Regions from separate parts of the Homo sapiens genome. Here region 1 is linked to region 2. Evidence: chromatin loops called from intact Hi-C (ENCODE). Cell type or tissue: HepG2. All regions are shown on one strand. Links, peaks and the distances in the headings refer to the core of each region. The heading gives the core; the rest is flanking DNA. Region 1 overlaps FHAD1 (forkhead associated phosphopeptide binding domain 1). Region 2 overlaps KAZN (kazrin, periplakin interacting protein).

Region 1 (15,660 bases), core at 4,131-12,130, 190 kb after region 2:
AGGAAGTGAGAGCTGAGGTCAGAGATGACTAAGCAAATGAGAAAGACTTGTTAAAGAACCAGAGAGGTTTAGGGAGTGAGACAGGAAGAGAGGTCAGAACAGATAAATTGAAGCAAACTTGGGAAGGATGGATCCAGGTTGATTTTGCCTCACTTAGCCACAACCTGAAAATTATATGATAATCGACTACTTTTGCACCAACCTAATACTAAAAGCAATGATCCACAATGCCTTGCTTCCCCTAAAGATCAGGGCCTGACCTTGCAGCCATTCTCAGAGTCTGTAAGGAGCAGAACCACCTGGAGCTCTTGTCACACACGGGAGTGACATGTCCAGGAATCTGCAGCAATGGTGAGTAAGGTGGGAAGTCAGGTTTGGATGCTCTGTCAGTTACCCACTGCTGTAAACAAGCCAGCCCAAAACTTAGTGGCTTAAAACAGCAATTTATTTCCCACAATTCTATGGGTTGCCTTGGAAGGTTCTCCTGCTGGTGTCTTCTGCCTCACTCATGCAACTGCAGTCAGCCGGTGGCGTGGCAGGGGCTGATGGTCTCAGAAGTCCTCATTCCCATGTCTGGGACCTCGGTTGGGACACCTGGAATTAGTTTTTTTGCTTGTTTGTTATTTTTTTTTAGTTTCTTCCCACAGATTTATTTTTTTAAGTTTTTATAGAGTTTTTATTAGTTTTCTTTTTTTTAATTTTTCCATAAGTTATTGCGGTATAGGTGGTATTTGGTTACATGAGTAAACTAGTACAGCCAATATGGAAAACAGCATGGAGATGCCTTAAAGAACTAAAAACAGAGCCACCATTTGATCCGGCAATCCCACCACTGGGTATCTACCCAGAGGAAAAACAGTCATTATTCAAAAAAGATACTTGCACATGCCTGTTAATAGCAGCACAATTCACAATTGCAAAATCATGGAACCAATCCAAATGCCCATCAATCAACGAGTGGATAAAGAAACTGTGGTATATATATTCAATGGAATACTATGCAGCCATAAAAAGGAATGAATTTACAGCATTTGCAATGACCTGGATGAGACTGGAAACTATTATCCTAAGTGAAGTAACTCAGGAATGGAAAACCAAACATCGTATGTTCTCACTGATATGTGGGAGCTAAGCTATGAGGACGCAAAGGCATAAGAGTGATGCAGTAGACTTTGGGGATTTAGGGAGAAGAGTGGGAGCAGGGCAAGGGATAAAAGTCTACAAATATGATGCAGTGTATACTGCCTAGGTGATAGGTGTACCAAAATCTCACCACTAAAAATCACCACTAAAGGACACTTGGAATTTGAGCCCTCTCTGCACATAGTTTTTCATCCTGGGCTTCTTCATAGCAGTGCAGTGGCCTCTGGGTTTCCAGAGGGCCAGGACAGAAGCTGTACAGCCTCTTAAGAACTTGCTTGGAGACCACCCAATATCATGTCTATCACTTTTTCTTGGTCAAAGCAGATCACAGGGCCAGCCTAGATTTAGGGGCTGGGGAAAATAGACTCCACTGCTTGATGGCAGAAGCTGCAAAGTTATTTGTAGCCATTTTTAATCCACCACAGTTGTTAAGCTGGAAATAGGATCCAACCACGTTTCTAAATTTTTACTATTTATGAAATATTTATGCCCTGACTTGTCAGGACTCCTTCAAGTGCAAGTGACAATAAACAAATTGATTTAAGAAAAAATAGGCTGTGCTCAGTGGCTCGCGCCTGTAATCCCAGCACTTTGGGAGGCCAAGCAGGAGGATCACTTGAGCCCAGGAGTTCAAGCCCAGCCTGGGCAACATAGTAAGACTCGATTTCTGCAAAAAAAAAAACAAAAACAAAAAACAAACAACAACAACAAAAAAACGAGCCACCCATAGTGGAACTTGCCTATAGCCCCAGCTACTAGGGAGGCTGAGGTGGGAGCATCACTTGAGCCCAGGGGATCAAGGCTGCAGTGAGCTGTGATTGCACCACTGTGCTCCAGCCTGGGTGACAGAGCAAGACCCTGTCTCAAAAAAAAAAAAAAAAAAGGAAAAAAAAAAAAAGAAAGAAAGAAAGCATTTATTGTCTTATCTTATTGGAAAATGTAAAAGCCAACCAGCTTCAGGCATGACTGGATCCAGGAGCTTGAATGATCAGCTTCCCCTCCCCCGCTATCAGTTTCTCCACTGTTTCCCTCATAGTTTTGCTTTTGCAGCAGGCTGGCTTCTTATGTTGGAAAACATGACTGTAGACAAACTGAAGTCTGTAAGTTTAAAGTTTATGATCCAAAAGGAAGCAAGAGCTTCTTCCTCTTTTAAGTAATACATGAAATCTCTGAGAAAATGCCAATTGACCAGGCTGGGTCAATTGCAGGTGGGACAGGAAGGCAGGTGGGACAGGAAGGATCAGGGCACATAACTGACCCTCCTACCAAGACCGTGTGGAAGGGTCAGGGGTGCTCCCTCAAGGAAGTCACAGGGTCCCCACCAGAAAGGCAGGAACCATAGCTGTGCACCATAAGCTGCAGGCTTCTCTGTACTTCAGTGCCCAGCACAAGCGTGGCACACAGTAGATGCTCAATACATGTTTGTTGTGTGGATATTGAACAAACACCTGGCTGGAAATGGAGCCCTCGGGTAACTCATATTGGATAAGGCAAAGGGCTGCCCCAGAGCATGGACTCTGTTTGAGGCTGTCCTTTGAAATGTTGCCACAAGCACTCACAGGGACCCAATGACAGACCCTGGTCAGCAGTTGGGCTCCATCATGACCAAAACCCTGTGGTTCCCCAGGTTAGCAAGCTAGAAGGTCGAGCTCTCCAGGCAATGAGCTGGCCTAGAAACTGCCCACCCGCTTCCTTCCCACCAGTGGAAAATTGCATGGAGAGCAGTTTCCTCTCAAAGTAACTGATCAGGAACTCTGTAGCTGCCTATGAATCACATCGGGGAATTTTTGTTCTCAATCTTCCTGATATTTTATTGATGCGTTCTGGTGAGAAGTTTGGGGGATTTTTTCCCCCTTTTTTGGGAAACCTAACAAATTCTTCGGCTACGGTGCTTTTTCTTTTGGAGAGATGGGGGACTGGGTTAATGATACCTGTGGGTACAGCCTGCCAAGCCCAAAGTTTTTTCCAGCCTGAAATTTACAAGAGCCTATATACATAAATCACCATTCCCCTCTCATTTATTTTTCATGACTCAGTTACCTGGAATAAATTTTTATGTGAATAACCAAAAGAGCCAGGGAATAACAGAAGAGAGGAAAGGGGAAAAGCTATTTCAGAATGTATTAAATTTGTAAAGTTAAATAGCCCCATTATAGTCAGAATGTGGTTGAATAGAGTCATTTCCTTAATTACCTTTCCTTCGTCCCCAGATGTTAGACTGAGGCCTGGTAAGTTGATTCCTAAAAATATTATAAATAAACTTTTTGGCAACAAAAATTCCCAAGTGGGATGGTGGTTCTTAATATGAAAGTATAATTTTAGGGGAAAGGAAAGTTTCTGTCGCTCTAAGGTATACACATGACTTATAGAAGTCTGTATGCAAGTAATCATTTTAACCAAACTCTTGTCTCTATGAGTTGCCAAGTGACAGAGAGCCTCAAAGTCTGCCTTTTCCCTGCCTGCCTGCCCTTACTTTCCCAAAATAATTACACTATAATTTTCCTACCTTTTTTTGAGACAGTTTTGCTCTTGTTGCCCAGGCTAGAGTGCAATGGCATGGTCTGGGCTCACTGCAACCTCTGCCTCCCGGGTTCAAGCGATTCTCCTGCCTCAGCCTCCCAAGTAGCTGGGATTACAGGCGCTTGCCACCACACCCAGCTAATTTTTGTATTTTTAGTAGAGACAGGGTTTCACCATGTTGGCCAGGCTGGTCTCGAACTCCTGACCTCAGGCGATCCACCCATCTTGGCCTCCCATAGTGCTAGGATTACAGGCGTGAGCCACCGCACCCGGCCCCTACTTTTTTTTAATGGGCTCAGCCTCACACCTAGGCCCACACCTAGTAAGCCTCCCATCTGATCTCTACCCAGGATGAAATAATTCTGCTGCTGGGAAAAGAGGTCAGCCGTCTCTCAGATTATGAAATTGAATCCAAATACAAAGACGTCATAATAGCAAACCTGCAGAATGAAGTGGCTGAGCTGAGTCAGAAGGTGTCAGAGACCACCACCTCCAGGCAGAATGAGAAGGAGATCTCGCAGAAGTGTCAGGTTCTGGATGAAGACATCGATGCCAAACAGAAAGAGATCCAGAGCTTGAAAAGCCAGGTAGGCAGAGCCTGAGAGGTACAGCACAGCTCTCAGGCCAAGGCCCGGGAGGCCCCAGGACCACCAACCAAGGTGAGCCACCCAGAGTTAGGGAACGCGTGGTCAGTGGAGCATGGTGGTTAAGAACACAAATCCACAAGACTGGGAGATTCGGCAGTTTCCTAGCATGGTAAGAACAAGATCAGCCTTTGTTCAGCACTGGCCATGTGCAAGAACTAGTGCAAAGCGCTTTAGATTAACTTATTTAAACCTCACAATCCTCTGACACATCCATTCTACAGATGAAGGGTCTAAGGCAGGCCCAGGCCGGGCGCTGTGGCTCACACCTGTAATCTGGCACTTTGGGAGGCTGAGGCAGGCAGATCACTTGAGGTCAGGAGTTTGAGACCAGCCTGGCCAATATGGTGAAACCCTGTCTCTATTAAAAATACAAAAATTAGCCAGGCGTGATGGTGCATGCCTGTAATCCCAACTACTTGGGAGGCCGAGGCTGAACCTGGGAGGCAGAGGTTGCAGAGAACTGAGATGGCGCCACTGCACTCCAGCCTGGGTGACAGAGTGAGACCCTGTCTCAAAAAGAAAGAAAGAAAAAAGTCTAAGACAGGCCCAGAGACACCCAGGAACTGCTTACAGCTTGCACAGCACGTGAGAGGTGGCAGTGCAATTTGAACTCAGGTCCGCCTTCTCGCAGACCCCATGTTCTCACCTCGATTTCCTATTTCCCCACAATGCTGTCACTTCAGTAACCGCGTCTCACCCAAATCCAGCCCCAGCCAGAGAGAGCTATGGGAAGTTAGCTAAGTGGGGAGAAGGAACTGCCCGGTGTTCCAAACACAGAGGCCTTTACCAAACCCTGAAGGCAGTTAGTTACTGGTTCACTTATAGGGAATTTCATCAAACAAAAATTCTTCACCTGGAATTTCTGAATTTACCAGTCATGTACGTTTCTCTTGAAACTTGATTCAAATTCTTTTTTTTTTTACTTTAAGATTGGTCAGTGATGGCTGGGCGCGGTGGCGCACGCCTGTAATCCCAGCGCTTCGGGAGGCTGAGGCAGGCAGATCACAAGGTCAGGAGATCAAGACCATCCTGGCTAACACAGTGAAACCCCGTCTCTACTAAAAATACAAAAAATTAGCCAGGTGTGGTGGCGGGCGCCTGTAGTCCCAGCTACTCGGGAGGCAGTAGAATGGCATGAACCTGGGAGGCAGAGCTTGCAGTGAGCCAAGATAGCACCACTGCACTCAGCCTGGGCGACAGAGCGAGACTCCGTCTCAAAAAAAAAAAAAGTGGTCAGTGATATTGTATATCAGTCAACAAAGTTGTTAAAAGAGTAATGGGCCACTGGTGAATTTCACCCTCAGTGCATCATGCTGGTTAAACTGTGGACATGCCTGGGGCCTCTGTTCGCCGATTCACTGCTTTTGGCCTCTGCCTTCTGTACCCAGTTCAGGGTGCACAGTTTCAGCCCTGGAAAAAGCCTAGGTTAGACATGGTGAACCTCGAAGAGTCTTTCCGGGACTATAAACTCCACAAGGGCAAGGGCTGGGCCTAGTTACCTTCCAGAATAGGACAGTGTCTGTTCATTCATTCATTCATCCACTCATTCGTTCATTCAAACGTTTGTTGAGTGACTACCCAGTGCCAGGCCCTCTTTTGCGCTCTGGGAATTCGGCAGAGAACAAGGTTGACCTGATCCTTGTCTTCTTACAGTTGTGTTCCAATGAGGGGGACAGAGTAGACAACAAAACAGACAAATATATGCCCTAATATTGAGGCAGTGACCCTCCTTCAGACCTGTTTTTGAAAGAGCAATGAAAGGAGCTGGTCCTATAGGAAATACTGCTGCAGACAGCTGCCTGGACATGTCTCTAACTCCTTGAGGAGCCTCTTTCTCTTCTCATCTGAACCCAGTTTTGCAACCAGATCTCCATCTTTTTCAGTAACTCTCCCATTTCAGAGCTTTCCTGCACTAAGTGAAGTGTCTTGTCCAGATACAAGGTTAAGGATGAGTAACTGTCACATCTCTTTGAGTCTGTGTCCACATTTTGGGTATTGTTTAAAGTGCTCACATTATCTGGAAATTTATCTTTCACCGTGAAATTATCTATAAATAATTACTCTGTAGCCGGGCGTGGTGGCTCACGCCTGTAATCCCAGCACTTTGGGAGGCCAAGGCAGGCGGATCACCTGAGGTCAGGAGTTCGAGACCAGCCTGGCCAACATGGCGAAACCCGTCTCTACTAAAAATACAAAAGTTAGCCAAGCGTGATGGTGCGTGCCTGTAATCCCAGCTACTTGGGAGGCTGAGGCAGGAGAATCACTTGAACTTGGGAGGTAGAGGTTGTAATGAGCAGAGATCATGCCACCACACTTTAGCCTGGGCAACAGAGTGAGACTCTGTCTCAAAAAAAAAAAAAAAGAAAGAAAGAAAGAATTACTCTGACTTATTAATACTCCTCCCCCCACTTTGATCTTGGCTCATAATTGAAAGATGATACTTTATAACAAAGCATCTCTGAGCTAAAGGATGCAGTTGGTCTGAATCCAAATCAAGTTTCATCTGCTCACATTTTAGTCTCTTAAATATTCTATTGCCAACAGAACATTCAAGCAGACGTACAAGCCACATGGCAGGTTGATTTATTGTTCTGATTACTTTATTCTCCTGGGTCTCCTGAAAGTGTGTGCATAACGATTTGCTCTCAAAGCCCTTCGATCTGATACAATACCCCAAGACAATGCGTACCGCCATGCGGCCTGCACTGCCTGTGCTAATTAGAAGCTGAATTAGTATCTTAAAGCAATCAGTCTTCCTAGCACTATTAACTTTCTTATGACCCAGTGCCCATTTTATTACACAGTGTAATAGGCACTAACACCTGGGGATTTATGCCAATTATAGACAATATGGATATTTATTTTGGTCATGAAATTGATGAAGATGTTTGAAGACTACTTGGAGTTTTCCCACAGTCTGATATCCTAAAGCTCTGGTACTTAGATTGAAACATTTCCTATCTGTCAGACAGCACTGGAGTCTGGGGGATGTATTTTCCCATCCCTTCTGGAAGTTTCTCTCTGTGTTGTGCCTCTGGTATACAAACAAAAGCATTAAGCTGAGAAGAGCTGTAACTTTTTTAAAAAAAAATTCCAAGTGCCTTTTTATGGGAGAGTTGCATGTCCCCACAGAAAACAGGAAGAGGTGAAATAATTTTTTTCACTCCAAGTTTCCGAAGTGGAGACCTGCGCAAGTATGGCCTTGGAGAGGGTTGGGACATTGCAGCCCATGTCCCTCCATCTTCTAGTGAGCACCCCTTCTCCAGTGTCTCAGATGCCCCAGGGAAGATGTGACTGGTGCACGAAATGGGCCGTAGAAATTGTGAAACCTTGATCCTTCTGTTAATTCTACCACCGAGTCATAGCCACAAGGTTTTCAGGGACAGACACTAAAAACAGACTGTGAGCGCCACCTGGTGGCCAGGTGCAGGGCACACCGTATCTGCATTGTCGGGGTCCCCCCCGACTCCCACCCTGTCATATCTTATGATATGCCTGCAACACGATGAGATGATTAACAGGGATTCTTGCACTCCTCTTAATAACAATCACACTGGTGTTTAAGTGAGCCTAGGCAAGGCTTACAAATGCACACAAAAATACTATCAGTCTACCTTCCTGGAGACAGGCAAGAGAAGCAGAAGCTAAAACGCACCGTAGAATAATCAGAGCTAGTGTCTATGTGGGGAGCCAGGCATGGTCTATGTACTCTTACATGTACTAACTTATGAAAATGCTTTCAACAACCCTGAAATTACGACTGTCACCACACTTACAGAATAAAAAAATGGGACAGAATTGGTGTCCTCCCTACCTTCACACAGAGACGGATTTTGCAGATGGCAGTCTGGCTCCTGAGTCCCTACCATGCTCCACGGCCTCAGGCTGTTAATGCTGGTTCCTAGAGCCACGTGGAAAGAACTGGAAGCAGGCAACTAAAGCCTGGATTTGGATCGTAACTCTACCACCGACTGATCCGTGCAATCCCAAGCAAGCAACCTCACCCCTCTGAGTCTTGATTTCCTCACTTGCAAAATGGGAGCTGATGTGGTTTGACTGCATCCCCACCAAATCTCAACTTGAATTGTATCCCAGAAATCCCACATGTTGTGGGAGGGACCCAGCAGGAGGTAATTGAATCATGGGGGCCAGTATTTCCTGTGCTGTTCTCGTTATAGTGAATAAGTCTCATGAGATCTGATGGTTTTATCAGGGGTTTCCGCTTTTGCTTCTTCCGCATTTTCTCTTGCCGCCGCCATGTAAGAAGTGCTTTTCGCCTCCCACCATGATTCTGAGGCCTCCCCGGCCATGTGGAACTGTAAGTCCAATTAAATCTCTTTTTCTTCCCAGTATCGGGTATGGCTTTATCAGCAGTGTGAAAACAGACTAATACAGTAAATTGGTACCAATAGAGTGGGGCATTGCTGAAAAGATACCTGAAAATGTGGAAGCAACTTTGGAACTGAGTAACAGGCAGAAGTTGGAACAGTTTGGAGGGCTCAGAAGAAGAGAGGAAAATGTGGGAAAGTTTGGAACTTTCTAGAGACTTGCTGAATGGCTTTGACAAAAAGCCTGATAGCGATATGGATAATAAGGCCCAGGCTGAGGTGGTCTCCGATGGAGATGAGGAACTTGTTGGGAACTGGAGCAAAGGTGACTCTTGTTATGTTTTAGCAAAGAGAATGGTGGCATTTTGCCCCTGCCCTAAAGATTTGTGGAACTTTGAACTTGAGAGAGATAATTTAGTGTATCCAGCAGAAGAAATTTCTAAGCAGCAAAGCATTCAAAAGGTGACTTGGGTGCTGTTAAAAGCATTCCATTTTAAAAGGGAAACAGCATAAATTCAGAAAATTTGCAGCCTGATGATGGAGTAGAAAAGAAAAACCCATTTTCTGGGGGAGAAATTCAAGCCAGCTGCAGAAATTTGCATAAGTACCAAGGAGACTAATGTTAATCCCCAAGGCCATGGGGAAAATGTCTCCAGGACATGTCAGAGACCTTCACAGCAGCCCCTCCCATCACAGGCCCAGAGGCCCAGGAGGAAAAAGTGGTTTTGTGGGCCAGGCCCGGGGTCCCCATGCTGTGTGCAGCCTAGGGACTTGGTGCCCTATATCCCACCCACTCCAACCATGGCTAAAAGGGGCCAACATAGAGCTTGGGCTGTGGCTTCAGAGGGTGGAAGCCCCAAGCTTTTGCAGCTTCCACATGGTGTTGAGCCTGCAGGTGCACAGAAGTCAAGAATTGAGGTTTGGGAACCTCTGCTTAGATTTCAGAAGATGTGTGGAAATGCCTGGATGCCCATGCAGAAGTTTGCTGTGGGGTCGGGGCCCTCATGGAGAACCTTTGCTAGGGCAGTGTGGAAGGGAAATGTGGGGTCAGAGCCCCCACACAGAGTCCCTACTGGGGCATTGCCTAGTGGAGCTGTGAGAAGAGGGCCCCCGTCCTCCAGACCCCAGAATGGTAGATCCACCAATGGCTTGAATCGTACTCCTGGAAAAGCCGCAGACACTCAACGCCAGCCCATGAAAGCAGCTGGGAGAGAGGTTGTACCCTGCAAAGCCACAGGGATGGAGCTGCCCAAGACCATGGGAACCTACCTCTTGCATCAGCGTAATCTGGATGTGAGACCTGGAGTCAAAAGATCATTTTGGAGCTTTAAAGTTTGACTGCCCTGCTGGATTTCAGACTTTCATGGGCCCTGTAACCCCTTTGTTTTGGCCAATTTCTCCCATTTGGAATGGCTGTATTTACCCAATACCTGTACCCCCATTGTACCTAGGAAGTAACTAGCTTGCTTTTGATTTTACAGGCTCATAGGCGGGAAGGACTTGCCTTGTCTCAGATGAGACTTTGACTTTTGGGTTAATGCTGAAATGAGTTAAGACTTTGGGGGACTATTGGGAAGGCATGGTTGGTTTTGAAATGTGAGGACATGAGATTTGGAGGGGCCAGGGGCAGAATGATATGGTTTGGCTGTGTCTCCACCAAATCTCAACTTGAATTGTATCTCCCAGAGTTCCCACACATTGTGAGAGGGACACAGGGAGAGGTAATTGAATCATGGGGGCTGGTCTTTCTCATGCTGTTCTAGTTACAGGGAATAAGTCTCACAAGATCTGATGGGTTTATCAGGGGTTTCCACTTTTGCTTTTTCGTCATTTTCTCTTGCCGCTGCCATGATTCTGAGGCCTCCCCAGCCAGTGAAACTGTAATTCCAATTAAACCTCTTTCTCTTTTTTTTTTTTTGGAGACGGAGTCTCACTCTGTCACCCAGGTTGTAGTGCAGTGGCACGATCTCGGCTCACTGCAAGCTCTGCCTCCCGGGTTCACACCATTCTCCTGCCTCAGCCTCCCGAGTAGCTGGGACTACAGGTGCCCGCCACCACACCCAGCTAATTTTTTGTATTTTTAGTAGAGACAGGGTTTCACCGTGTTAGCCAAGATGGTCTTGATCTCCTGACCTCATGATCCACCCGCCTCAGCCTCCCAAAGTGCTGGGATTACAGGCGTGAGCCACTGCGCCCGGCCTAAACCTCTTTTTCTTCCCAGTCTCGGGTATGTCTTTATCACAGCGTGAAAACAGACTAATACGGGAGCATTCCCAGGAGCCTTCTGTGGAGAGGCCATGAGGCTCTGTTGAAGGAGTAGTGTCTGTGAGTGGGCTTTGTAGGTTCTAGAGTGTTCTGTGAGATATAACCTATTGTTATCATTTGAGGGAATTAATTTTATAACATGCTTCCCTCTCTTGAACTTTGCTCTGTATCCAGTCAGTACTGGGCGACCTGGAACCAACAGGTGATCTGTTTATGGCTGAGAGTCCAAAGGTCATCAGAAGGCACATTAAGAAACCAGGTGTCCCCAGTGGCAGCCAGGCCTGGGCCCCTTTATGGGCACAAAGATAAGGTTCATGTTTTGATGACATAGGAAGTGGTGGTCCTTGAAGGAACAGGCCCTCCCCTGTCCCTTCCACTGGTTAAAACTAAAAAGCTTGGTTTCCCCAACACCCCAGCCAAAACTCAATCTGAATCTTTCTGTCAAGCTTGTGAGAAGTACCTGTGTGTCTCCCAGACGTGGGCCAGCCCCCCTCTGACTGTGCCACCTCCTCCCACAGATCAGTGCCCTACAGAAAGGCTACAGCAAGGTGCTGTGCCAGACCCTGTCAGAGCGGAACTCAGAAATCACATCCCTGAAGAATGAGGGCGAGAACTTAAAGAGAGACAACGCTATCACATCAGGTGAGCCCTTGGAGTCGGGCCTGGGAGCTGCCACTCCCGCACCCGTTGTTCTTGGCCACAGCAGACATCACCAATCAACCACATACTTTTTGTTACTGAACTTGGCTGCAGCCTCAGAGTTCTTCCCAGCAGCCCTTTAGGCAGTTCCTGTCCATGAATCTGAGTTCACCCTCAGAGGTTTATGTGCCATCCAGTTCCTAGCATAGGGCCTGGTTTGGAGTGAGCCCTTGATAAATATTTGAGCAAATGTTATCTGTTAGCTAAAAGGCCTGCTGAGCATGGACCTCACCAGGGAACACACAGGACAAGCTGCAGCTCAGGCAGTCCCATGAGCCAGTTTGCTGTGAATGCAAACTAGAATGTGGCTAAAATGGGGTTGCCAGTTTAAGGCACCCAGCCTCTTACCCATCTCACACTGGTGCTCTTGGGCCGGAGCGAAAGCATTTTGCTAATTGAGAGGTAGCTGGATACTCAAGAACTTGGGTGGGCAAGGGGGCAGCCAACTCATGGCCCACCCTTGCCAGGCACAGCTGTTTCTTAGCCTGGATTCATTCATTCATTCATTCATTCAGCACATTTATGGAGCAGCTGCTAGATGCCAGGCACTGTTCTAGGCACTGGGGAGAGAGAGCCCTGAGCAGTCAAGATCCCTCTGCCCCTCTGCTCATGGGGCTCACACTTGGGAGAGGATGACAGACAATAAGAAGTAAAAAGATAAATGAACAAGCCCATACCAGAGAGAGATCAGTGCTCCAGAGGAAATAAAGCTGGACACCGTGGTGGGGAAGCACTCAGGGGGTGAAGTGAAGGAGAATAGCTTAGTGCAAGCTTGTCCAGCCCACGACCTGCGGGCCACATATGGCCCAGGACAGCTTTGAATGAGGCTCGACACAAATTCCTCAACTTTCCTAAAACATTATGAGATTTTTTTTTTTTAGCGATTTTTTTTTTTAGCTCATCAGTTATTATTAGCGTGAGTGTATTTTATGCGTGGCCCAAGACCCTTCTTCTTCTTCCAGTGTGGCTCAGGGAAGCCAAAAGATTGGACATCCCTGGCTTAGTGCCTGGGCAGGGATATCTCTGAGGAGGTGGGAGGGGCTGTCGGGAGGCCCCTGGGAACGGTATGCTGGGCAGAGAGCACAGGTGCAAAGGCCCCGAGGCTGGACCAAGCCACGGTGTTGGATCAACTGCCGGCGAGTGTGGCTGGAGTCAGGGAACAAGGGGCTATGGGACCTGGTGGGGTCAGGGGGGAGGCAGGGCCACATTACATGGGAGGGGTTCAGGTTTTCTTCTAAGTGTGATGGGACACGTTAGGGTTTTTAAGGCAGAGAATGGCATGTCTCGAGACCTGCAGATGATAGGGCCATGGACAGAGAAAGGGGGAAGAGAGAAAAGCAGGTGGTGGAGAGGGAATGAGTCCAGATTGGGCATATTGCTCCTAAAGTCCCCCCTGCACAGCAGGAAACATGCCCGTGGCTGTGAAAGCAGAGCGTAGCATTGAGTCAGACACAATCGCTGTCTCCGCAGGACCCAGGCCGCCTGGCCGTGGCTTTCCCTCTGCCTCACTCTGCAGTCCCCCTCCCCACTCCAGGCTTCTACCTCTGTTCTTCCCTAACATGGAATGTTCTTGGATACTTGTGAGCCCTATGGGCAGGGCTGCTCTGGGCACCAGGCATCCCAGGGGGATCTCGCTGGGCCCTGCCCTCCTCCCCAGCGTCTGTCCATCACACCCCATCCACGCTACAAGCCTGTCTCAGACACCACTCCTCTAATCAAGGAGTCAGACAGACCTGGGCTCAGGTATGGCCTGGGATGGGCTACACTCTCACGGCCCCAAGTGTGGTCCCTGGACCAGCAGCATCAGCATCACCTGGATCCTTGTGAGAAACTGGGAATTTCAGGCCCCACTCCTGACCTTCCGATCAGAATCTTCATTTTCACAAGCCTCCCGGCTGCTGCTTGTGCACACTTAAGCTCGAGAAGCACTGGGCCGGGTTACGCTGCAGTGACAAACAGTCCCCCAAGTCTCAGTGGCTCACAATAGACAGGTTCAGCTCCTGCTTCCACCCTGAGCCCATCATGGGTCAGTAGGGGCTTTGGTCATTGTGGCCACACAGTGACCCAGGCTCACAGAAGCCATCACAACACATCACAAACCCCATCTTCCACAGGAAGAGAGGCAGATGGAGGAACAAGGTGCGGATTTCCTCACCTGCCTGAAACAACTCAAACAAACAAACAAAAACCAAACAAACAGAAAAAAATGTCTGAAATAATGGTTTCCATCTATTGGCCCCAAGAAGCATGTGACGATGATCTGGGAGGGAGTGGAAACAAACAAGATGAAATCTACGATTGCCCCCGGCTGGCTTGCGCTGGAGAGAGTTTCCAGACCACAGCAGGGAGGGGAAGCCAGACAGAGCCCAGTGGTCAGCCCGACTTGAGGAGATGGAGGTGGAGAAGCCAGCACAGCTTGAGTTTGCTGGGTGGCGTGCCAGGCGGGAGGGGGCTGCACGGAGAGCACCCCGGAGATCTCAGAGGGTCCGCCTCAAGTCTTCAGCAGAGTCAGGTGTGATGAGCACGTGCATGTGGGCAGGGAAGGAACCACCCAGGAGGAGCAGAGGGAACCATCTCGAAGCCCACGTAGGCCTGAGAGTAGCTCACTTTCCCACCATCCAGAATGGGGCAACCTTGCACTACACAGGGCACCTGGTAGAGACTCAAGCCAAATTCATTCTAGAGAAAAGGTCACTCTGGTCCCGCCTCACAAAGCATGCAGGCAAGCCCCAGAGAGAGCAGTCTGTTTCTAAGGAACTTAACTGTGTCCCCGGACGAAGCTCATTTTTACAATGAAATTCTGAATCATGTTGTTCTTTATTACACATCCTTGATTGTGCAATAAAGATTGATTCTTGATTGATACCCACCAATAAAACTAGGATGAATGTTTTTCTAAGAAAAGGACCGTATGAGATAACCCAATACCACTGCATTATGCACCCTTCTTCTCACTTTTTCTCAATGTGATAATACAATAATATATTGACTATCTGCTGTCACATAAGTTATCCCAAAAAAGCAACAAATATGTTTATCTTACCCGGTTTCTGTGGTTCAGGAACTTGGGAGTGACTTAGTCTGGCTCAGGGTCTCTCACGAGGTTGCAGGAGCTACTGCTGTCATGTCATCTAAAGCCCGACTAGGGCTCGAGGATCCCCTTCTGGAATGACTCGCTCACATGGCTGTTGGCTGGAGGCCTCAGTTCCTCACCATGTGTGTCCTTCCCTAGGGCTGCTTGAGTGTCCTCACAACATGGCGGTTGGCTTTCCCCAGACTGAGTGATCCAAGGAGAGCAAAGAAGAAACCACAACATCTTTGATGATTCACCCTGGGAAGTCACATTCACCACTTCCACAGTGCCATATGAGTTACACACGTCAGCCCTATTCAGGTGGGAGGGGGCTACACGAGGCCAGGTATTCTAACAGGCAGGGATCATGGGGGCCATTTTGCAAGCTGGCTACCACATATACTTGTGGGTGGCAGGGAATAAACACTATGTGTTAGCCACTCTACTATGTTCTTTATACAACTCTGTAGATACAATGAGAGGTTAAATAACTTCTTCAGACCACTAAGCTAGGCTGGGCATTGTGGCTCACATCTGTAATCCCAGCACTTTGGGAGACAGAGGCTGGTGGATTGCTTCAGCCTGGGAGTTTGAGACCCGCCTGGGCAACATGGGCAAAACTCCATGTCTACAAAAAATACAAAAATTAGCCAGGCATAGTGGCACGTACCTGTAGTCCTAGCTACTTGGGAGGCCAAGGCAGGAGGATCGCCTGAGTCCAGGAGGTCGAGGCTGTAGTGAACCATGATCGTGCCACTGTACTCCAGCCTGGGTGACAGAGTAAGACCCTGTCTCAAGAAAAAAGACGACTGAGCTAGTAAGTGCTAGAGACGGTTTCCAAACTCAGATGAGTGTGAATCAACACGTCCCTTGCTGCCACAGGCCCATGTCGTGGCCCCTCCTGGTCCCTCTCTCTGCTGAGCCTTTGTTCCCAGGCAGGGCCGATGCCCACAGCACCCCGACAGATGTTTCCTGTCTCCAGCAA
Region 2 (15,660 bases), core at 5,062-13,061:
CCACTCTCTGGCTATGTCTCCTCCCCAGCCTGTCCAAAGCTGCCGAGCTGGACCATCACTGGGTGGCCAAGGCCTGGCTGAATGACATTGGCCTGTCCCAGTACTCCCAGGCCTTTCAGAACCACCTGGTTGATGGGCGGATGCTGAATTCCCTGATGAAGCGAGACCTGGAGAAGCACCTGAACGTGTCCAAGAAGTTCCACCAGGTCAGCATCCTGCTGGGGATCGAGCTGCTGTACCAAGTGAACTTCAGCAGGGAGGTGAGGACCAGGGCACAGGGTGGGGGCACCTTCCACTGCCCACCCCTCCCCTCTTGGCATCTACTGTCTGTTCATCTGTCCACCCACTACCCGTCTATCCATCTGTCCACCCATCCATCCATCATCCAGCCATCCATTTATTGATCATCCGTCCATCCATCTACCTACCTATCCAGCCATCATCCAGCCAGCCAGCCAGTCAGCCAGCCATCTTCTCTTCCTCCTTCTTTCCAACAACCCCCTATTGGGCACGGGCCAGGCGCTGTGCTCAGTGCAGGGGAAATGGGAGCCCTCATCCTTGGAGAGCTAAGTGCTTACCAGAGAGAACCACAAGGAAGCTGGTGGTGCCAATATTGTGGGAGATTGTCCCAGTGAGGGAAGCCCAGGGTTTTATGAATACCCAGAGAAGATATACCTACTATGTATACCCACAAAAATTAAAATAAAAATTTTTAAGTGTTTGCTATTTTAAAAAAAAAGAAAAAAAGAAAACCCAGAGAAGTCTTCAGGGGGCTCAGGGATGGCTCCTCAGAGATAGCAACGACTAAATTGAGACCCGAAGGAGGAACCCCAGGGATCAGTAGAAGACATGAGAGAAAAAGTAACCCAGCAGAGGCAACAGTGTGGTGAAGGCCCAGAGGACTGATCCACGGCAGCAGAGTTGCTGAGAGTCCTGTTGGGTGGGGTGCTGGCTTTGAGGTGGGAGGTGGTGGGGGGTTGCTGCAGAGGTCACCAGGGGCCTGAGCTGCTGGGCACTGTGGGGCTGAGTCCAGGTAGCTGACTTTTCTTAGAGTGATGTCAGAACCCAACAATTCAGGGTCAGAAGAGGGACAGAAGAGGGGGCCATCCAGCCTTTTGTCCCCCTTCTCAACCACCCACTGAAAAGCATCCACTGTGTGCCTACTGTGAACCCTGGGGTCAGTCCCTGTGGGACCCAGGGAGGCCTGCGATACGGTGGCGAGATGGTGAGAGAGGACCTGGAATCAGCCAAACATGGGTTTTCATTCCAACTCCAAGACGTGCCACTGTGTGGCTCTGGGCAGTCAGAGCTCCCTGTTAGTGGAGCGAGGACAGCAGCAGTGCCTTCCCCATGCCACGCCGAGGACAGGGAGTGACAAGGACACAGACCCTGGCCCCAGTCCCCAGTCTGCCAAGGAGGCACGTGTGGGAGATCACAGCAGTTACATGTAAAAAGAGGTGCAGGGGCCAGGCCTGGTGGCTCACGCCTGTAATCCCAGCACTCTGGGAGGCCAGGGTGGGTGGATCACAAACAAGGTCAGGAGTTCGAGACCAGCCTGGCCAACATGGTGAAACCCCATCTCTACTAAAAATACAAAAAGAAAGCAGCCCGGTGTGGTGGCAGGTGCCTGTAATCCCAGCTGCTCGGGAAGCTGAGGCAGGAGAATTGCTTGAACCTGGGAGGCGGAGGTTGCAGTGAGCACAGATAGCACCACTGCACTCATGCCTGGGCAGCAGAGAGAGACTCTGTCTCGGGGGGAAAAAGAGATGCGGGGCACCCCCACTCCACACGTGGCCTCTGCGTGTCCCCTTGTCCCTCCGAATGACCCACTGTCTCCCCACAAGGCCCTCCAGGAGCGCCGGGCCCGCTGCGAGACGCAGAACATTGACCCCGTGGTGTGGACCAACCAGCGGGTGCTCAAGTGGGTTCGAGACATCGACCTGAAGGTGAGGGTGATAGCGGAGGTCGGGGTGACTCTCGGGCATACACAAACCCCATGCAAATCTATATGCAAATCAATATGCAAATCACATGCAAATCAATATGCAGATCTCATGCAAATCAATGGGCAAATCCCACACAAATTAATATCCCCTTTGTGTGGGCTGGAGCATCTTAACTCAGGCCCAGCAAGAATTACCTGCCTCCTGTTATTCAGGAGGAGGGAACTGCTTACCTTCCAAATAGGAGCCCCATGTCATGATGCTTTGCTCACATGGGGTAGAGAGGCTGAGCCAGCCCCACTCTCCTAAGCAAGTGTGGGGTTGAGATTCATTTAACAAATATTGATGATTTCCTGCTAGGGTCAGGGACCATCTCAGTAACAGGAGGTCCCTGACCTCGTGGCTCTAAAAAATTGGGGAGGGGTTCCTCTTCACCGTCAAATTAACTGGTCCCCAGGGGGTCAAGCCCTTGCTGTTGGGGACAGAGCCCCACGTGGAACTGGGGCCCCCTTAGGCCAGCAGCATGGCCCCTGCAGGCTAACAAGTCCCCTGCCTTTGCCCCCAGGAGTACGCAGACAACCTGACCAACAGCGGCGTCCATGGTGCTGTGCTGGTGCTGGAGCCCACATTCAATGCCGAGGCCATGGCCACTGCCCTGGGCATCCCCAGTGGGAAGCACATCCTCCGGAGACACCTGGCAGAGGAGATGAGCGCCGTCTTCCACCCAGCCAAGTGAGCACGGGCTGGGATCCAGTCATGTGGGCTGCTGGGTACAGTACAGCTCAGGGCTTTGGAAGCAGATGGTCCAGCTCCCCATCCTGGCCCATCACTTACTGCCTCCCACTCGTTCTTTGCACCATGGTGGTCACCTTTTACAGATCAGGAAACTAAGGCTCAGAGAAGCAAAGTGCTTTAGCCTGAAGGTCATAGACTAGAAAGACGTAGAGGAGCAGTCAGGTCTTGAATTAAGTGTATATTAGATCAAAAAACACCCAGGTGTTTAGAGAAGAGATAGCAAGCAGTGCATGTGTAAGGAAAGGCCACGTGCAGGTGGAGTGTAGCTGGGAGGACTTGCATTGGCCTAATAGGTTGAGTTGGTTGGTCCAGGTGGGGCAACTGTGGGGACAAAGGCTTGGAGTCAGGAATGAGCATATTAATGATGCTTATGGACCAGGTAAGCAGACCACATCAGCCCACCTATCCTAGTATCCCCATCTGAAAAGTGACCAGAGAATGAACACCTGGGCATAAACCAGTCCCCCTCCCAGTGGATTCTCTTCTTAAAATCATGCACTTAGGGTTAGATGACCATTTATTGAATACTTCCTGTGTGAACTATCTAATTTCATCCTCCTGGCAATGTCAAGAGATCAGTAGCACTATCCCTCCTTTATAGATGGAGAAACTTCTTCAAAGGTACCAAGCTATGTGCCCAAGATACACAGCTAGTAAGTGGCAAATCCTAGATTTGTCCTTTATTCTATCAATATGGTGTATTATATTGATTGATTGAATTTCATATGTCAAACCAACCTTGCATTCCCAGGATAAATCTCACTTGGTCACAGTGTATAATCCTTTTTATATATTGCTGGATTAAATTTGTTAGTACTTTGTTGAAAAAATCTGCATCTATATTTATAAGGGATATTGGTCTATAGTTTTCCCTCCTTGTGATGTTTTTGTCTGATTTTGGTATCAGGGTAATATAGCCCTCATAGCATGAATTGGGAAGTATTCTCTCCTCTTCTGGGTTTTGGAAAAGCTTGGAAGGATTGGTGTTTGTTATTCTTTAGACATTTGGTAGAATTCACCAGCGAAGCCATCTGGTCTTAGGCTTTTCTTTCTGGGAAGCTTTTTGACTTCTAATTCAATCTCTTCACTTGTTAGAGGTCTGTTCAGATTTTCTATTTCTTCTTGAGGCAGTTTCAGTAGCTTATATCTTTCTAGGAATTTGTCCATTTCATCTAGGTTAGCTAATCTGGTGGCATGCAGTTGATCATATAATTTTTATCTTATAGTGCCTCTTATATATAAAGTTGGTAGTCATATTCTCTCACTCATTCACTTACTCCTGGTTTTAGTGATCTGAGTTTGAGTTTTGTTTTTTTTTTTAATCAGCCTATCTAAAGGTTTGTTGGTTTTGTTGACAGAGCCCAGATTTGACCTTGGGGCTCTCTAACTCAGGCCTGAGTCCTAAACCCCTAAACCACATGGATCCTTAGGGAGCAGCTGGGCCACTCCCCATGTTATACAGGTGGGGAAACTGAGGCTTAAGGAAAAATTGTGCATGTATGGCAGGGTCCAGGTGTCCTGGGCTGCTCTTCCCTATTGGAGGCTGACACCCAAGCTGTTCTCAAAGTGAGGCCCACCCCACAGACCCTTGCAGCAGAATCATTGAAGCTATTGTAAAATGCAGATTCCCTGGTCCTGCCTCAGACTTGCAGGACAAGTATCTGCTGGCAGAGCACAGGACTCTACATTTTTAGCATTTTGGGGTGCTTCTTACAGAGACAATGTTTGATAAGAACTCTGTTTTAGGCCAGGCATGGTGGCTCATGCCTGCAATCTCAGCACTTTAGGAGGCGGAGGCAGGAGGATTGCTTGAGTCCAGGAGTTCAAGATCAGCCTGGGCAACATAGCGTGACCTTTTCTCTACTAAAAATTAAAAAAATTCCCTGGAGGTGGTGGAGTGCACCATATAATCCCAGCTACTCAGGAGGCTGAGGCTGGGGATTACTTGAGCCCGGGAGTGTGAGGCTGCAGTGAGCTATGATTATGCCACTGTACTCCAGCCTGGGTAACAGAGCAAGGGTCCATCTCTACAAAACAGAAAAACAAAACAAAACCCTCCTCCAGGAGCCATGAATCAAAAGACACAGGAAAAAGCCTTTTCTCCTCAGAATTATCCCCTTTCCCTGACTTCCCTTCTGGAGCCACATGATCTGTAACAAACTTTTTTCTGAGCCCTGGAGAGATGGCTCTAGCTGAATATTAGCAGGCATTTGTGTATCTGATTAAACTCTTGACCACTCATGAGGTGACAGGTGTGTTCAGGACTAAGACTAGTCAGGGAGCACCAGAGAAGGGACTGGTGGGGACAAATAGGGTGGGTTCTTATGTTGTGGTGGGGCAGGGACTTCTTCAAGAATGAGACGAAATCAATGAACCTCTCAATGATAAGATAAGAGGGAAATGACTCTGTCCAGGCTCCACATTCACCAAGAGCTTATGGGTCCCAATATGACGTCATCTCTAGTCTCTTCCCACAACTTTGACAATGCACATGACCCAAAGGCGCCAAGGAGAAGTCTCTGCCATGGTCTCATGGTATCTGCTTTGACACACACTGACTTCCTGCATCTCCCGATAAACCTTGGTCCGGCGCCAACAATGTGTCAGTCATAGGACTGTTCTTTAAGGACCTGGAGAATAAAACCAGTGGGCAGGAAGGATGCAGCAAGGAGCAGAGGTACCCAAAGGCAGCTGCCAGGGGATCGGAGGAGTCAAAACAAACAAAAAAAATATGCCTTGAAGGCAATATGGCCTGTCACTAAAACAGAGTCAGGGACAGGACACACAAAGGAGCAGGACTGGAACCAGAGCAGGACTGGAACCCAGGTCTCTACTCCTAGTCAGAAGCTCTTTCTGGAACTGATCTCTCTCCCCTGGGATCTAAGCTAGAATAGTGCCCCTTTTGCCATAAAAGCCACCCTCCACAGTCATTGAACACCTGCTGTGAGCAGGCACTTGGGTGATCCATGTCCTGCCTTCACGAAGCTTACAGAGATGGGAGAAGACCTCATAGGTGGATGGTGTGGAGTTCCAGCCCAGGGCCTGCTTCCACTCCAGGTTTTCTCTCTTTCCCTTTTTTAATAGATCTCTGAGGGTCTCTGCTCATCCAAGAAAGGCTTTGGCTCCCATCCAGGCAAGAAACTGGTTTCATAGACAACTAGGTGAAGACATAAACCCATCCAGAATGCCTTGTGGCACTCTAGCCCCAGGCAACCCAAGTTCAAATCCCAGCAGCACCAATCCTGGCTGTGTGACCCTGGGCAAGTTACTTAACCTCTCTGAACTGTACTTTCCTCATTTGTAAAATGAGTATGGTAATCACTATCTGCCACCCAAAGAGTTGATGGCAAGATGAGATAAGACAATGCATAAAGCAATTGGCAAAGGAACCAGTACATCATAAGACACCCAATAATATAAATATTAGTGATTTATTCCAAACCCACCCCTAGCCCCACCACCGCTGCCTCCCATTCCTCCTCTGCAGGGCAATGGCTGCAATGTGGTTTCGAGCCCCAGCATCACTGCTTTCTTGCTGTGTTGAACATGAGCTAGTGGTTTTAGGTTTTACTCTCTGAGCCTCAGTTTCTTCCTCTGTAATAGGGGAATATGACTCATACCGACCTTGTAGCTTTGTTCCAAAGGTTCAGTGAGGCAAATTGTATGCAGCCTGCTTGATACATAGATGCCCGGCAGTAACTGAGAGCTTCTGCCCCTGCCTTCATCTGGAGGCAGAAGAATCTCCATGCAGTCAATTTCCTCTGGAGTAGCTGCATAGGAGTCCCCTTCTGTCAGTTTGCTCCAGCGTTCTCATTAGCATTTCAATGGAGAAGAACAATTCCATTACAAACTCAAATAGACTTGACCCTCAAACACATAGAATGAGAGAACCTTGTCACCTGTCCCACCTCCTCGGCTGACAGGCTTCCCAAGACATTGGCAATGGAAAACATTTATTCTCTGGTCACTCAGCAGGCCGCTGGAATGGGGGTGGAAGGACACATTGAGCTTAGATGAGATTCTGTCCCACCCCACCCTCAAACCATCCCTGAAATGTGAGCCCAAACTCCAGGCACTGGGTCAGCTGAGTGCCCAGAGGCGTGGGCCTGTGTGCAATGGGACCCAGCGGGGCCTTTGAGGCCACATTCTGGCTCCTCCGCCATCATCGTGTGATTTTAGACAAGAAATTTACCCTCTCTGAGCCACGGTTTTTTCAGCTTGCAATGGGGATGATCACTCCTTCTTCCCAGGGCTTTGCAGAGGGTTTGCTGAGCCACCGTGGTGAGGAGCTGACAGTGTGCCCAGCACGTAGTGGGTGGCCCTCGAGTACTCTTTCCTTCCCATTCATTTTCTCCAGCACAGCATCTTGTGCCTCTCTGCCCTTGTAAATCCTTGGTTAATGGGTTGAGACTCAATGCTCGGGCTGGCCCACCTGGTGGAGGCTGACTCCCAACCCCCAACCTTCCTTCCTGCACCATGATGCCTATTTAGTGCCCAGGGTTCTCTACATTGACTCAGGAGAGTCCAGTGAGATGCCCCATTCTCCATAACGTTCCCTCATCAAAAGTTCCCCTTCTAACGTACCATTTCCTCGAGGTCTAAGTGACTAGAAATACTTAATAGGTCGGTTCAAAGCTTCCAAAGACCTTGGCCCTGTGCTTGGCTTATGCCCTGGAGTTTTCGTGTTTTCATCTTATCCAAAGGCCTAGATGGGGGGATTTCAGCCACTGTGGAAAAAATAAGGAGGGAGGATATTTTGGCACACTGGAGGCCAAGGTCACCCCGTATTCCTTTGTCTACAGAAAGACAACCACTTTCTGTGCATAGGGTAGCTTGTTAAGACCAGGGCTGGCCAGGCACGGTGGCTCACACTTGTAATCACACCACTTTGGGAGGTCGAGGCCGGTAGATCACTTGAGCCCAGGAGCTGGAGACTAGCCTGGGCAACATGGCAAAACCCGGTCTCTACCAAAAATACGAAAATTAGCTGGGTGTGGTGGCGTGCACCTGTAGTCCCAACTGCTTGTGAGGCTGAGGTGGGAGGATCACCTGAGCCCAGTAAGCCAAGATTGCACCACTGCACTCCAGCCTGGGCAACAGAGCGAGACCCTCGCTCAGAGGAAAAAAAAGATCAGGGCTGCTTACTGGACTTTATCGTACAGATGAGGAAACTGAGGCCCAGTAAGGTGTTTTACTCGCACCAGAACATATGGAGGGAATAGCTGAGCAGGAACTCCAACCACGTCTGTGTCCCCAAAGCCTTTGGCCACAGTAAGATGTAATTGTAGCAATTACTCTTTCTATTGTTACTCAGAGCTTAATGTTTATGTGTGTGTATATGTATGGGTATGTATGGGTATGTGTGTGTGTGTGTATATATGTGTATGTGTGTTTGTATGTTTGTGTATGTGTTTATATGTGTGTATATGGGTGTATGTGTATGTTTGTGTATGAGCGTGTTTGTGTGTATATATCTGTGTGTATGTGTGTTTGTGTTTGTATGTTTGTGTCTGTATGTCTGTGTATATATGTGTTTGTGTGTATGTGTATGTGTGTGTTGTATGTGTATGTATGTGTATGTGGTGTTTGTGTATGTTTATGTGCGTGTATATATGTGTGTATGTGCATGTGTGTGCTTGTGTGTATATGTGTTTGTGTATGTTTGTGTATGGGTGTGTGTGTGTGTGTGTTTGTGTATGTGTTTGTATATGTGTGTTTGTATGTTTGTATGTTTATGTGGGTATATGTGTGTTGTGTATGTATGTGTAGATGGTGTTTGTGTATGTGTGTATATATATATGTGCGTGTGTGTGCCTGTGTGTGTATGTGTGTATATGTATGTGTGTATGTGCGTATTTGTGTGTGTATTTGTGTATGTGTCTGTGTATTTGTGTATGTGTGTGCATATGTGTTTGTGTGTGTATATGTGTGTTGTGTATGTGTGTATGTTTAGGTGGTGTTTGTGTGTGTTTGTGTATGTGTATATATGTATATGTGTATGTGCACTTGTGTGTGTATATGTGTGTATGTTTGTGTGTGTGTATATGTATGTGTGTATTTGTGTATTTGTGTGTGGGCATATTGTATATGTGTGTATGTTTGTGTGTATGTGTGTATATGTAGTGTGTATTTGTGTGTTTGTGTGTGTCTGTGTATTTGTGTGTGCGCATATGTGTTCATGTGTATTTGTGTATGTGTGTATTTGTGTGTGTTTGTATGTTTGTGTATTTGTGTGTGTATGTATGTGTGTGTATTTGTGTGTTTGTGTGTATGTGTTTGTGTGTGTGCATATGTGTTTGTGTGTGTGTGTGTGTGTATCCTCTCATTTAGTCCTCACAATGACCTGCCGAGGAAGTTCTGTTATTAACCCCACTCTGCTCAGCACGCGGCCCAGGCCATGCCAACGCTAAGGCACTGAGCCAGGCTGCTGACGTGGAGCCCACACGTGCGACCACTGTCCTACCCTAAATCCCAAAGTGGGAAGGCCGTGGTCTAGACCTTGATCCCAGAGGCCCAAGTTCAATTTCCATCCCTGCCACTGGGTGTCTTGTGTATCTTTGGACAAGACACACCCCCTCTTTGGTCTTCTGTCTCTTCAGTGAAAATAAGAGATGGGACCCTGAGGCTCTCCCAGGCTTATTTGACTGCTAGTGTTCCAAGAGCTGGGGGATCCAGCACCCCTCTGTGCCAGAGAGCAAACAGCCAGCTACCTGAGTTTACATTTTTTGGCTTCTGCAATTACAGCTGCTTCCCCACTGGACCTGGGGAATTTCGCCTCCAGGTGGAGCAGAGGGGCCATTCATGAGGGCATTTCCTGACCCACCACTGAGCAAGGCCCTCCCTGTTATGTGGAAGCCTGTGGAACCCAAGAGTTTGAGAACGTAGCTCATTTGCCATTCAATCAGTGCTGTCTCCTACACACCACTCCCCTCCCTTGAACTTTCTCAGCAAAATTTGCCCCAGAAGAAGAACTTCTCTGAGGCAGCTTAAAAGATGCTAGAAGGTTCTGTTGTTGTTGTTTGTTGTTGTTGTTGTTGTTGTTGTTTTAAACAGAGTCTTGTGCTGGAGTGCAGTGGTACGATCTCGGCTCACTGCAACCTCCACCTCCCAGGTTCAAGTGATTCTCCTGAGGTTCAATCTTAGCCTCCGAGTAACTGGGATTACAGGTGTGCACCACCATGCCCAGCTAATTCTTTTTGTAATTTTAGTAGAGATGGGTTTTGCCATGTTGGTCAGGCTGGTCTCGAACTCCTGGCCTCAAGTGATCCACACGCCTTGGCCTCCCACAGTGCTGGGATTACAGGCATGAGCCACCATGCCCGGCCTAGAAGTTTCATTTCTTTCAATGAGTCTACCTCCGTGGTGACTTCTGGCTCCAGGCCGGGCCTCTTGCCCCAAATCTGTTTATCCACAGCATTGATATGCAGACTTTTTCTGTATAAGGCCAGATAGTGAATATGTTACGATCTGGGAGCCATATGATCTCTGTCAAAAGTCTACAACTCTGTCCTTATAGCAACAAGACAGCAGCCATAGACAACACATAAGCAAATGGGCACTGCTGAGTTCCAATAAAACTTTATTTATAAAATCAGTCGGCCAGCTGGATTTGACCTGCAGGCAGGCTGTAGTTGGCCAAATCCTAACAGAAGCTTCCATGCTTTTGCACAAAGAAGGGAGTCATGGGGGCAGCTTCAGGCAGAAAGCCAGGTGGGGGACACAGATTGCAAATTCAGAGCAGGGGAGACTCCTCATGCTTCTCCAAGCACAACTAATTAGCTACCATGCTGAGATTCTCATCTGGAGTCTGTTGCAGTAAGGTTCACAGTACACTGAAGAGTTAAGATCAAGACTTTGGAGTGTCAGAAGCCTGAGTTCAGATCTTGATTCTGCCGCTAACAGCTGTGTCGTCTTGGGCAAATTGCTTGCTGTCTCTGGCCTCCTTTCCCTGTAATGCTGGGCTGGCAGTCCCAAGCCCCAGGCATGTTGTGAGAATCACGCTTATAAAGTGCTGAGCACAAGGATGGCACGTGGGAGGTAATCAGTCGGTCTCAGCAGCTGTGGTCATTGTCACCAATGTGTGTGTGTGTGTGTGTGTGTGTGTGTGTGTGTGTGTGTGTGTCTGGGGAGCTGACTGAGCCTCCCCTGCTGACTCAAAATGGTCCTCTCTTCAGCTCCACAGGCATCCGGGAGGCTGAGCGTTTTGGAACGCCCCCTGGCAGGGCCTCCAGCGTCACGCGGGCAGGAAAGGAGGAGAACAGCAGCGGTCTCAAGTACAAGGCTGGCCGGGTAAGTCTCTCAATGGATTTACCTGTGAGTCCTGCAGACCCGGGAAAGGTCTTTTTTTCTCCTCCCGGGAGCTCTGTGGCTCCTGTGCTGGCCTGTGAAGGTGGAGTGCCAGGCCGGGTCACGGGGGCATCCAGGACAGATGCCCTGGATGTACCTTCAAGGAACCTTCACGATGCTTTGGGTACAGTGCACAAAGCCCCCGCAGGGCTTCGAGTAGCACCTGGATCTCAAAGTGCAGGTCTCACCTGCCTGCATGAGAATCACCTGGGGCTATTACTGAACTTGCAGATTCTGGGACCCACCTTGGTCTCCTGGAAAAGGAGTTCTCTGGGGCGAGGGGGATCCTGCATTCAGCTAGGCTGCCCAGAGGGTTCCGGCGCAGCCCCAAACTCTGAGCCCCAATCACTGATTTCAATTTGCGACTTCAGTGACCTGACCAATAGCAAAGATGAACCCTCTGGTGACTCCAACCAAACAGTATGAAAACATGTGCAGTTCAGGTCTGATTGCACAGACTCCAACTGACACAGATTCCTCAATGGAAATGCACAGACAGAGACGGCAGAACTGGGTAATCCAAAATGTCTTCCATTTGAAGAAGGCATGATCCCCATTCATTCATAAACATGAATACATTGCCACTTTACCCTTAAGAAGCTCCATTCTAGAACGTGCATTCTAGTAATTGGGGCTGATATTGCCCCCCAAAGGAGTGAAAATTTGTTTTGGCGCTGGTGGGGGGTGGGGGCGGTGGCAAAAATTCTTATTCTTTCTATGTAAAAGCACAAATGTACATATGGTACGGAAGCAGAGGCGTAGTATGTCTGTGGCATTACAATTTCACAGCAGGGGTGCAATTAGGAAAAAACTGTCTAAAAAGTCTCCTTAGGGAGCAATAATAATAATAAAAAAAGAAGATCTGGAAACACTGGTCTGGAAAGAAAGGCAGTCAAATAAATAGTTACAAAGCACTAATGTGACTACTTTAACACAGAGATGTGTGCAGTAAGAGAGAAGTATTTTTGAAGGCCTACTATGTGTGATAATAATAGTCACTATTCATCAAGTACATCAAGGACTTACTCGGTGCAAGCACTTGCTATGTGCTTTGCAGATGGGACTTGACTTTTTTTTTTTTGAGACAGGGTCTCTGTCAGGCTGGAGTGCAGTTGCACGATCTCAGCTCACTGCAACCTCTGATTCCTGGGTTCAAGTGATTCTCATGCCTCGGCCTCCTGAGTAGCAGGGACTACAGGAGCTCGCCACCACGCCCGGCTAATTTTTGTATTTTTAGGAGAGGCGGGGTTTCACCATGTTGGCCAGACTGGTGGGACTTTACTTTTTACAACAAACCTGGGAGTTAGAAACTACTATTCCCATTTTGTAGCTGAGAAAAATGGGCTCAGAGAGGGGAAGTGACTTGTCCAAGGTCACACAGCTGGGAAGTGGCAGAGCAGGGATCTGAACCTGGGTCTGTGAGTCTCCAAAACTCGCATTCTTTCTGCCACACCAGGCCGTCTAGAATATTCCTCCTTGACTTGGGAGTGCAGTCAGACCTCATGGGCCTGCTCAGACATTCTCACAGGTAGTCTCCAGGACACACTTCCTCAACTCTCCACCCACCAAGGAGGGAAGAAGGAGGCTTTTGTGAATCAGGAATAATCAGACTAACGATATTTGTCCTCACCCTTGGTAACCAACTGAATCCTTCCGGGGGCAGGGGGACACAAAGCTCTCCCCTAATGGTCATTCACAAACTCCCCTCAACCTCCCTGAGCAGGGAGTATTATTACTAATAGGAGGAGCACACAGAGGTTAAGTAAGTTACTCAATCACAGAGCAATTAGAATTGGAGACATTTCCCAGACCTTCATTCTTAATTCTTGTTTCTCTTCTTCCTGTCCTTTGATCATATTCTTCTCTTCTCAGCTGCCCCTGGGGAAGATAGGAAGGGGCTTCAGCAGCAAAGATCCCGATTTCCATGATGACTATGGCTCTCTTCAAAACGAAGATTGCGGAGACGATGACCCCCAGAGCAGGCTGGAACAGTGCCGTCTGGAAGGCTACAACAGCCTGGAGGTCACCAACGTGTAAGGAACTGGTGGCTCCACCAGACCCAACGTGAGAGACCCAGGAAGGAAGAGAAGCCAGATGGCCCCAGGTGTCGTTCTCACTGTACATAGCGGCCGCAGGCTGAGGATGTCCCTTGCTCCTGGGCAAAATCCCGATGGACTCTGCGGTTTCAGCTCCACAGCGCCCAGGAGAGAGAAGACACCAGCCCACCTGTCTTGGGTGGGCCATGGACTTTCCTGTTCAGCTGGAGATGGGCCCAGAGGACCTGTCACAGTGTCCGGCCCTGCCTCCATCCAGGATACACAGGCTCCACCTCAGAGTGACCGTCACTGTGGAGCAGCCAAGCAGTCCCTGGAGCCTTAAACGGAGCTGCCAAGGTGGGAGGAGGCCCACAGTTCCCTAAAACACCCTTCCGGCGGGAGCAGGGGGGACCCCAACCCCACACCCCAGCGCCCAGTGCATTGGCAGAGCCGGGTGCAGGAAGTGCTGCCTCTTGCCGAGACGTCGGACAGGGCGGGGGTTGGGGAACTCTCGGCTACAGCATCTTACCCTTGACTGAGAACTTGGGTCCTGACTTGGCTCACTGAATCTCTCTTGGGAGAATGCAAAATCCTTCCACCTGAAAAGCTCTGTGACACATGGGGGTGGACGTATTGAAGAGCTGTTTGCCGATCCACCCAGGAGTGGCTACGCTGAGTGGGGAGCCGGTGAATGATCCGTGCAGGAGTGGGGCTTAGCAGCCACATTTCTAGGAGATGCAGATATCCTATCACCAGAATGAAAGCTATTGGGACAACAGGATCGGGGATGACCGACGGCCCCATATGGTGAATCTCTGGCCTGTGGTTTGGCTTTACTGAGATTCCAAACCCCACTATCTGCACTCCGTGACAGTGGTATGGAGTGTGGCAATGAGTTTGGGGTCTGGGGCAGGGAAATGCTTGACATTGTTAACCCAACAAACCTTTGTTGTGATGTCCCTGTCACCTGAAACATAGGTGACATAGCTCACCAATGTCCTAACCGAGACACAAACTCCACAGAGCAAAATCATTTGGTATTGGTGGGGAGAACCCCAGCCCTTTTCTTGACCTGCCACTGTTATGCTGTGTGGCTTCTTCCCAGTGGCCTCACCTCTCTGTGCCTCGATGTCTTCATCTACGATACTTCTGGTTCCCTCCCAGGGACATCGTGAGGATTAACACTTGCTAATATCTGTAACACAATTTGTAACCTCTCAGGAGACAATGGGAAGTTATGGGGTAGCTAATTTCCCATTTACAACACAGAAATGATATAGAGCTAGTTCGCTCCAACTCTTTAGGTTGAAGCAGTGTGCAAAAGGAAGAAAAGAAATGTTTAATGTTCAGACCTGCCAAGAGCCTCCAACAGGGCTCAAGAAACATATAAATCCCATGAGCACAGCCTTGAAAACCAGTTTGACTCAAGCCTTCGGGCCTCAGTTCATTGACCAGATGACAGCCACGTGATGATTAGGGAAGGACGGATGCATTGCGATTCTGCTTACACATCGGGTTATCAAAGCGAGTCACTTGTTGGAACCATGATGCTCGACCTCCTTCAAGGCCGTTTGCACTGGGGCTTGAGTTTCCAAGATTCACAACAGGTGTCAGCCTCTGAGAACCCTCAAAGCGTGTGTTCTTCAACCTGGCAAATTGTTTCCTCTCATGGGGGAAGCCGAGCTCTGATGAACTTGAGAATTACACCTCTCTCATGCCGAAGACCGTGGTGTTCCCCCTAATGACATAAACGCAGCCTTTCTTGCTGTCTGAGACCAAATGTCTAGTTGGTAGACAGGTGGATGTTTGGCCTCCTAAGGGCACACTTCTGATCCTGGGCCCCAGGTGGTGAATCTCTGGCATGTGGCTTGGCTTTGTTGAGACTCCAAATTCCATTATCTTCATGACATTCGGCCTCATCCATAGGGTCCTGAAGCTGCAGTCCACAGCTCAGAAAGGAGAGGTGAGACCTCCCTCCAACCTGGTGCCACAGGTCTCTCCCAAGCCACATCCAGCCTGGATGACCTGGGACCCCAGAAACTGCCGTTTGGGAGGCAGCAACAGCAACGTGCCCAGGCAGGCAGTTATTCCCACAGAGTGAGCCAGAATTGTAGCAGGGCACTTGAATGCAGAGCTGATGATTTGAAACCAACGTTCACCCAACTTGTCAGAAATGGCACTTACATGGTTCGATCTTGCTGGAGACAAGTGGACAATTGGGGGTCACTGGCAGAGACAGTATTGCCCAAAATGTTCACAGCAGGAGGCCAGCAGGCCTGAGGCAACACGGGCAACCGCGAATGCCTCTTTTGGTTTAAATTATGCCATCACAACCCTCTTTCACCCATGAGGCTCCCCATCCCTGACAGCCAGGTGAGCATTTGGAGCTGGTTTCTCAACATGAGGATGGGTTGGTTGTTAAATTAACAACCTCCACAGTATCAGATTGAGTGAGCTTTGTCTGCTGGAAAAACCTGAAACGTCAACTCTGCTTCAAGGTCGGCAAGAAGAACAGAAGGCGGAGACTTGGCAGAGAGACT

Evidence for each region. Peaks named below come from ENCODE experiments on the same cell type or tissue, not always from the same donor. Only the 100,000 strongest peaks of a DNase experiment are listed, where the experiment ranks them.
Region 1: it touches region 2 in a loop (23-fold over the local background); 82 of 110 quality-filtered maps call a loop at or near these places.

The regions. Positions count from the first base shown.
Region 1 is chr1:15,297,192-15,312,851 of GRCh38, forward strand. FHAD1 (forkhead associated phosphopeptide binding domain 1) reads left to right here. Exons shown (of 34, transcript NM_001391957.1): 6 at 4,014-4,250; 7 at 11,422-11,545. Among named protein-coding and RNA genes, the nearest start is that of FHAD1-AS1, 39 kb to the right of the region's middle. RefSeq lists an enhancer at 7,679-8,878. In HepG2, for the core only: a CTCF peak has its summit at 7,721 (motif pointing left); a DNase peak (open chromatin) is centred at 7,720; H3K27me3 peaks cover 571 bases.
Region 2 is chr1:15,101,515-15,117,174 of GRCh38, forward strand. It overlaps KAZN (kazrin, periplakin interacting protein), which reads left to right. Exons shown (of 15, transcript NM_201628.3): 11 at 29-260; 12 at 1,845-1,946; 13 at 2,509-2,675; 14 at 10,913-11,027; 15 at 12,957-15,660. The coding sequence ends at 13,121. It overlaps TMEM51-AS1 (TMEM51 antisense RNA 1), which reads right to left. Exons shown (of 5, transcript NR_027136.1): 5 at 10,301-15,660. Among named protein-coding and RNA genes, the nearest start is that of TMEM51-AS1, 43 kb to the right of the region's middle. RefSeq lists enhancers at 10,350-10,929, 10,920-11,059, 10,930-11,508. In HepG2, for the core only: a CTCF peak has its summit at 9,504 (motif pointing right); DNase peaks (open chromatin) are centred at 9,267 and 9,517.